2 separate regions of the Homo sapiens genome follow, and region 2 is linked to region 1. Evidence: chromatin loops called from intact Hi-C (ENCODE). Cell type or tissue: OCI-LY7. All regions are shown on one strand. Links, peaks and the distances in the headings refer to the core of each region. The heading gives the core; the rest is flanking DNA.

Evidence for each region. A loop is a pair of places that touch in the nucleus more often than their neighbours do. Peaks named below come from ENCODE experiments on the same cell type or tissue, not always from the same donor. Only the 100,000 strongest peaks of a DNase experiment are listed, where the experiment ranks them.
Region 2: a loop joins it to region 1, with 2.1 times the contacts of the local background. A loop is called at or near these places in 4 of 110 quality-filtered maps.

What each region holds. Positions count from the first base shown.
Region 1 is chr1:200,152,578-200,156,976 of GRCh38, reverse strand. The region is part of intron 7 of NR5A2 (nuclear receptor subfamily 5 group A member 2); the gene reads right to left. Among named protein-coding and RNA genes, the nearest start is that of NR5A2, 130 kb to the right of the region's middle. RefSeq lists an enhancer at 3,302-3,371. In OCI-LY7, for the core only: no CTCF peak of the experiment used is centred there; DNase peaks (open chromatin) are centred at 2,626, 3,456 and 3,956; H3K4me3 peaks cover 1,599 bases; H3K27ac peaks cover 2,582 bases.
Region 2 is chr1:200,287,863-200,292,261 of GRCh38, reverse strand. No RefSeq gene overlaps it. Among named protein-coding and RNA genes, the nearest start is that of LINC00862, 84 kb to the left of the region's middle. In OCI-LY7, for the core only: CTCF peaks have their summits at 1,521 and 1,726; a DNase peak (open chromatin) is centred at 1,761.

The DNA of each region.
Region 1 (4,399 bases), core at 228-4,227:
AGCGGCTCTGTTAAGATGTCGGCAATATAGATGCTCCAACTTACGATGGGGTTATGTCTCAATAAGCCCATCGTAAGTTGAAAATATTATCACAAATTCATTTACTACACCTAACCTTCTGAACATCATAGCTTAGCCTAGCCTGCCTTAAATGTGCTCAGAATACTTACATTAGCCCACAGTTGGACAAAATCATCTAACCAAAAACTTATTTTATAATAAAGTGTTGAGTATCTCATGTAATTTATTGAATACTGTACTGAAACTAAAAAACAGAATGGGCCAGGTGCGGTGGCTCACACCTGTAATCCCAGCACTTTGGGAGGCCGAGGCGGGTGGATCACGAGGTCAGGAGTTCAAGACCAGCCTGGTCAAGATGGTGAAACACCCTCTCTACTAAAAATACAAAAATTAGCCGGGTGTGGTGGGGGGGCACCTGTAATCCCAGCTACTTGGGAGGCTGAGGCAGGAGAATTGCTTGAACCCGGGAGGCAGAAGTTGCAGTGAGCAGAGATCACGCCACTGCACTCCAGCCTGGGTGACAGAGTGAGACTCCGTCTCAGAAAAACCAGAATGGTTGTATGGGTACTTGAAGTATGGTTTCTACTGGATGTGGATTGCTTTGCAGCATCGTGAAGTCAAAAAGTTGTTTCAGTAGTCATAATATTCTGAGTTGCTCTGACCTCTCCCCTGAGGGAGGATGCAGGTTTGCTGACGTTCCCACAACTGTGGGTGCCACTCCTATGCCCCCTACAGAAGCCCTCTTTGGAGTTTACCCTATAGAACTATTACTGTCTTATAGGGATTTTCAAAACTGAAGTGTTAAGGATGTAAAACAAAACCCTAGACTCTTCACATGACCCCCATGGTGGCTCAGTAAATATACCCACAGCAAGTTCAGAGGCAGCCCACGACCACTCATAGTTCTCTAAGTTTCAGTTGGTAATAAAGCTTTCATCTTGGGAAGTAGTGGATTTAAGTAACTGTTGAAAATTTGATTTTTGGGCCAGGCGCGGTGGCTCACCTCTGTAATCCCAGCACTTGGGGAGACTAAGCGGGTGGATCACTTGAGGTCAGGAGTTCGAGACCAGCCTGGCCAACATGGCGGAACCCCGTCTCTACTAAAAATACAAAAATTAGCTGGGCATGGTGGCTGGCACCTGCAATCCCAGCTACTTGGGAGGCTGAGGCAGGAGAATCGCTTGAACCCAAAAGGTGGAGGTTGCAGTGAGCCAAGATCGCACCATTGCACTCCAGCCTGGGTGACAGAGTGAGACTGTCCAAAAAAAAAAAAAATTTTTTTATTATTATCTGTGGATTCAGCATTGTCATTAATCCTCCATTAACAGAAGGAAATCAGGAATAGCTTTGTAAGTTCCAAAATAGTGAAATACATCACAAATAGCAAACTGGTAGTCGACCTGGCAGTGGCCAAAGCCAATGATGACTTTACAACATCTCACTTCTACATGAGGCTTTTTCAAGATTTTAAAGCAAACACTTCTTTAAGGCATTAGACACATCTCTAAAAACCAATTCTTGAAAGGCCTGTCTTTCTCCAAGTCTACTGTATAATTATTACAGTAAGATTTATAATTTATATAATTATAGAGTTGCTTCATTTTATCTCTATCTTTTGTGCTTCATTTTAAACTTAATGAATGTGCCATTTGGATGCAGAAAGGTTTTTTAAAGAAAAAATGCATAAATGTTAGATTGTGTGCACAGAACAACTGTTTATCTGATGTGATTATTATGGATTGCATGCCTGTATCAAAACATTTAATGCTATCTCAGGATTATCAATCTTAATCCCACTTCTGCATTGGTTGGTGGTGGAAGTGGGATAAGAGCCTAGTACTTACTCTCACTGTTCAGATGACCTTAAGAAGTCCACTGGATTCTAAAGTTTTGCCCTCACAAGCTGCACTTCCACCCTCCTGAAGCTTTATTGAATCTTAGTCCCGGAGTTGTAAACATAGATATTCCTAAATCTCAGTTCACAAAGGGGAACCACCCCTCCTTGGAGGCTGGAATGCGTAGAAACCTTGTTGGGTAGGTAAAATAAAAGCATCTTTTTAAGCTTCTGAGAGAGCTTCCAGCCACTAAGGCAGGTGCCAGAAGAGAAGACGTGGGTAGATAGCAGTCAACATGAACTGGACATTAGTGTGTGAACAAGCAGCTTACTGACTTGTCCATCATTATCTCTAGAAGACCCTTCCTAAATGTTCTGCTGAAACTCTCATAATGCCTTTCTTTTTAAAAATTTACTTATTTCTTTATTTTTAAAGATAGGGGTCTCACTATGTTGCCCAGGTCAGATTCAAACTCTTGGCCTTGTGTGTTCCTCCTGCCTCAGCCTCTGCAGTAGCTGGGGCTACAGGCATGTGCCACTGCATCTGGCTCTCCACAGCTCCTTTAATGACCAGTTTATCTACTTGCAAGTGGTGGACAGTGGTGGGGCCACCAGAGACCACCACCATCTCTCTGGTACTTGAGTATCACCCCATTGCTCTCTGGTGACTCATCAGGGCTGGTGATTATTGTTATCAACTGAACCCAATGCACAGCCACAGGTTCCCTCCCACACTGCAAGACTTTGCATGTTTTGGTCTAGAGGCAGTTAAGAGAGGATGTCAAGTGTGAGCCCAGCTATCAGTAAGTAGGAAGTCTAACACAGGAAATAACACCATCTGTGAGGCTGGCAATAGCACACTCCCACAAAAGTACTCTTAATCATGCTTACACACACACACAACTTCAGGACTGCTGAAACAACCCTGAAAGGTACATATATTGAGGAGCTGGAGGAAGCAAGAGCAGACAGGGAACCCCTGTGGAAGGAAAGATACTTCTGGAAATAATGTGGTGAAAGTGAAAAATATATTTGTAAAACAAAAATATCCAAAATTATTTTTCTTACCATAATTTGCATAAATAACACACCAATTTAAGAATGCAACTGAATCACAGAATAACATTTATGTCAGTGCAATTTTAGAATCCTCTTTTTGACATATGAACTAATTTTGTTCTTTTTTCTTAATTAGAAAATTCAAATCTTACATGATTAGGGAATGAAATAATTATAATCATAATTGTCTTTGCTTTCATCTGTGTTTGATTTTCTATCTACTTCTCTTTCCTTTTCTTTTCCCTCCATCCCTCTATCTCCCCCTCCATACCTTTCCTCCTTCCTTTTATTTTTTCTTACCTAAAGTAAGAAACAAAGTAAGTACTTGCTCATACATTATTGTCTCATTCTTAGTACATTTTCAATTCCTGCTTAAAATGCATTCTTTCACTATACCTGTTTTAAAAAATGTATTAAACAGCTACTAGATGTATAGATGTCTAACCAGCAACCTCTCTGGCAGGGAGCCGTAAGGTTGATGGCATAATTACTGTCATTCTGGATTTCCCCATCATTTTGACCCTATAGGGCTTGGAACAGCTGGGTTGGAAAGCCCCTACTGTGCATAATATCCTGTTCTGGGTTTTCTGCCAGAGCTCGTACCCTCTGTTGACTGCACATCACAGCAGTGCAGGGATGCTGCGACATTCTCAGAGCCAACATTCTCCTATGTGGCTCAGGGGAAGCACCAGCTTATTTGGTATTAGGGTTCAGTATGTCATGGAAGGATTTCTTTTTAACTATGTGAAAAAAGCATGTGGAAAGAATGTACTTTTAACAGGAGCATGAGTGCTACCTTGAGGAAAGTGTTAGCTGAATTCACAGAGAATCTGTAATCATCCAAATGCTATTCCACTCTACTTAGACTTCCATTTCTTGTAAGGACAACTACTCTAAAGTAGGCTTTAGATAAGTACTACTGCATATAAGTAACATGCAAAACACCAGCCAGGAAAGTAGCAAAAGGAATAAACGAAAGCAAGAGTGTAATTAAGATTGGCAATGCATGAATTATTTTCACTGTTTTAATTGTCAGGGACACTGGCAAATAGAAAGGCTAACCTTGCAGATGTCATTGCTACCTGGTTTGCTGGGGAAAAGAGGATCTTCCTCTTGGGCTGTGGTGCAGGAGAGAGCCTGTTGCCAGTTTCTCAGCATCCTCTGATGAAACCAGCAAAGACTAATTAATCTTTTCACAGTCCTTGCAGAGCATACCTTTTGGAGCATTAAACTCTCAATGTAGTGACCATAGCTGAATGGCAGTTCATTCTGTTGTTAGAATGTCAAAGGCAAATGCAAAATTCTCACATAATTTTTGGGTGCATAGAAAAACGAAATAGAAAAAAAATCCACAAAAGTTGGGAAAACTATGAAAAAAATGGGATATTTGAAAATTTTATCATTTAAATATTCCTCCCTTCCCCTAAAACAAAACAGATGCCCAAAAATCAAACCACTTGTTCAAATTCATCAGTATTTTAAAAT
Region 2 (4,399 bases), core at 101-4,100, 140 kb before region 1:
AATTTGGAACACATTGAGTTTTCTCTTAGTAAAATAGCATGATTCCAGTGTCCTTAATTACATTAAAATATGCACATTTATCTTTACTTTGATATTTCTATTTCTATTTTTTAAAAATATATGCTATAAACAGAAGCATTGTGATACCACGACAGTTGATCTGATAACCCAGATGGCTACTAAGAGATTTCATCATGCCACTCAGAAGGGCACAAAATTAAAAACTTATAAATTATGTTTTGGATTTTTCTTTTAATATTTTTGGACAGTGGTTGGCTGCAGGTAGGTGAAACTGGAAAGCAAAACTGCAGATAAGGGAGAACTACTGTAACATGATAAAGAAATGAACCTTTGTTGTTGTAAGTCATTGGATTTGGGTTTTTTGTTATTGTTGTTATTGCAACATAACCTAGTGAAAACTGTCTGATGTGTGGGCTTTCTATTTGAAAAACTATCAGGACTGAAAGATAAATAGGAGTTTATCTGCTTAGAAGAAACCTAGGGTTTTGGGGCATTCCAGGCAAAGACAAGAGCCCCTTGAGGGAAATATTTTCTTGACTCATCAAGTTCTGAATATCGGGATCTAGTTCCAAAATTCCGTGCTTTTTCAATGAATTCTGAATTAGAAGTATTCAAGAATTTGCATCTGTGCCACCTGAAGTCATGGCCTACCTATTTTGGATCTGAAAGGGACAGGAGAGAAACTCAAGATACTGAGAACCCTGTGCCAATTCTTGAGCTGAGGGCTTTTTGCATCCTGCTGTCATTTGCAGCTCTTGGGCTCCTAATGAAACATTTAAAGCATCCCTCTTCTCCTATTTCATCAGGAAATTGTAACACTTCTGCTTAATCCACAAACGATCTCAATTATTCTCCCTTCCTTAGCAAATAGGGAAACTATTTACTGTTTGCCTCTGTAAATAATTTTTGGTTCATTGCTTACTGTATATGTCACAAATTTGAACCAGTAAAACACACTTCAGGAATGTGTTTTGGTGGTAAAATTTGCAATTATAAAAGAAGACATGACAGTGATTCCCTGGATACTGGCCAATAAGTCTCCAACCAGAAGCCACAGGAGCAGAATAAAGTCGCTGGAGTCAGGAATGGATCTTTAAAAGAATTTTATTTTGTTGTGTTTTTCCCCACATTATTTCAATGCTGTGTGCACACTGTAGAAAACACAGAAAAGGAATAAAGAGGTGTATTTTATTAAAAATAGTTCCCTTTCTGGATTATACATATCATAGACATAGTTTTCAGTTGTCATTTTGGAAGATATATTATCTTTGATTTTTAAAAAGATAAATGCTTTTTGAAGACAATATGAAAAATACTTGAAAATATGAAGGAGAAAATAAAACCCATCCATAATGTCACCACTCAGAAAGAATCATTTTGGACTTTTTGAAATTTGGAAACATTTTGAGCTATATGTATGACTATTCAGTAAAATTCTGTAAGGCGATTTTTGATTGGCTCTTGTTCTGAAACCAGGACAAACTAGAGGTTGCCATCCTGACTCCGATGATTTCCCTTGGAGGTATTCTATACAAGATCTGCTTATGTATTTGTCTTGCATCTTTCTTTGTTCTTCTACCCTCCTCCCTACCCCATGATTCTAGTATAATCATGGCACATGATTCTAGACTTCACACCACTTAGGCTGGCTACTCAGAGTGACTTCATTCTCCTGTTCACAGAAGGTGACCAGAGTCAGGCCACCCAGAGGCCTTTTGATGGGATTGCTACGGGGGTGAAAGAGCTGTGCTTTTTTCTCTGCGAGAGTTGTTGTGAGGATGGAATCCCCTGGGGCTGTTGGTGCCATCTTTCTGCCTGTGGAGAGAACTGATGTAAATGAAGCCAAGCAGAGGCATGCAGAACTGAGCAATAGGGAGAGAGAGATACAGTCCCACTGCCACTATTTGCACCCCTGGATCTAGCGGGATCTGTTGTGTGAGCTGGTAAACTCTCCTTTATGCCAACACTACTGTGAATGAGGTTTTGTCCCTTGTGATGGAAGCAGGTCTGACTGATAGAGATTCCCAGAGCTGAGCTCCTCACTGGATCAAAGGGTCAAAGAGCATCTGAAGGCTCTTCGTACACTGTGTTACCAGATTGTGTGGTGGAAAGATTGTACCAAGTTACTCTCTTAAACCAACGTTGAGAATTTCTGTCTTCTCAGACCCAAGTGATGACTTGGGCATCATCATTTCAAATTATTTCTTTTTGCTAATTTTATCAATTAAAAAATGAAAACTTTAAATTTGTATTCTTTAAGTTACTAATGAGGCGACATGTATTGATGGAACTATGTTTGTCTCATGTGAATTTTCTGTTTTCTGCTGTTACTCCCTGACCTATTTTTCTACTAGTGTCTTATTTTCCATGTTTTTCAAGTATAGAGTTTAACGGCATTAAGTACATTTGCATTGCTGTGCCTAGTGCTTTTTTTTTTTTTTTTTTTTTTTGAGGCAGGGTCTCAGGTTGGAGTGCAGTGGCGCAATCACAGCTCACTGCAGCCTTAATCTCCCTAGTTTACTCTCGTAGGTCTTGCTATGTTGCCCAGACTGGTCTCTAACTCCTGAGCTCTCAGATTGGTCTCTAACTCTTGAGCTCAAGCGATCCTCCCGCCTCACCCTCCCAAAGTGCTGGGATTACAGGCATGAGCCACCACACCCAGCCACATTATTGTACTTCTTTTCCTTTTAATCAGTTTGCAAAATCCCTCTCTATATAAGGCACTTTACGAATATTTATAACAAATATTTTTATTGATTTTTCTTTTTCTTTTAAAACTTGTGTTGTAGTTAATTCATTACCTTTGTGATTTCTAAATTTTGGGTTTCGAAAGGATTCCCCACCTGACATTAGATAAATATTCTCATACATTTTTTTCCTAAAATTTTAGTTTCACTTTTGGCTGGGCGCGGTGGCTCATGCCTGTTATCCCAGCACTTTGGGAGGCTGAGACGGGCAGATCACCTGAGGTCAGGAGTTCGAGACCAGCCAGGCCAACATGGTGGGACCCTGTCCCTACTAAAAATACAAAAATTAGCCAGGCGTGGTGGCGGGTGCCTGTAGCCCAAGCTACTCAGGAGGCTGAGACAGGAGAATCACTTGAACCCATGAGGCAGAGGTTGCAGTGAGCCGAGATCGTGCCATTGCACTCCAGCCTGGGTGACAGAGTATCTTGATCTCAAAAAAATAAATAAATAACAAATTAAAAAACATATCTATATAAAATAAAATTTTAGTTTCACTTTTAATTTATTTTTATTTTTACAATTAACATTTCTCTTTATTTTGGTATGCAGAGTGTCTAGTAAGAGTCTAACTAGATTTTTTTTTTCCTGGTACAACACAGGTGCTCACTATCTCCTGTGGAAGCTTGAATGAATTAGATAAGGGAGCGTTCCAAAAAAGGGCATTTTGGAAATTTGTGGGCGCATTTTTTGGTTGTCACAGTGATGAGGAGCTGCCGGCATTTAGTGGGCAGGGACAGAGGAAGCTAGACATCTTGGCCTTTGTGGGACAGATCAGTACAATGTAGCATTGTCCAGCATCCTGCTTTACTTTGGAATACCCTCGTGAATTAAATGTTATTAAATATAAACCAGTAGTAATTTAATACATAATAATACTAAATAATCATAGAAAATTATTATAGGAATACCCAACACTATAGGATGGTGTTATGGAGAGGAAAGGTGAAATGAAATAAAGACATTTCCTCAACATTATTGTTCAATGTAGTCTAACATGTCCAACTGCATTTTTAGTTGAAAAGAGTTTCATCATAAGCAAGGAAAACCCACGGCAAATGAGTACTGGAGATTCCTTTAAAGATTCTTAGAACCAGGCAGGGCGCGGTGGCTCACACCTGTGATCCCAGCACTTTGGGAGGCCGAGATGGGTGGATTGCTTGAGCTCAGGAGTTTAAAACCAGCCTAGGCAACATGATGAAACCCTGTTTCTACAAAAAATTAAAAAAATTAGCTGGGTGTGGTGGAATGTGCCTGTGGTCCCGGCTACTCAGGAGGCTAAGGTGGGAGGATCGCTTGAGCAGGGGAGGCAGAATCAAGGAGAATCTCTTGAACCCGGGAGGCAGAGTTTGCAGTGAGCCAAGATCACACCACTGCACTCCAGCCTGGGCGACAGAGCGAGACTGTGTCTTAAAAAAAAAAAAGATTTCCAGAACCAAATGATTAACTACTGGAGACACATTAATTTCAAGGATTGCATTGAATTTTAAGAATAGCTTAGTTTTAAAATATTTCATTTTATTGTCATGCTATATATTCAAACATTTTTGTTGTTTTGTTTTTAGAGACAGGGTCTCTGTCACCCAGGCTGGAGTACAGTGGCACAATCATGGCTCACTGTAGCCTTGACCTCC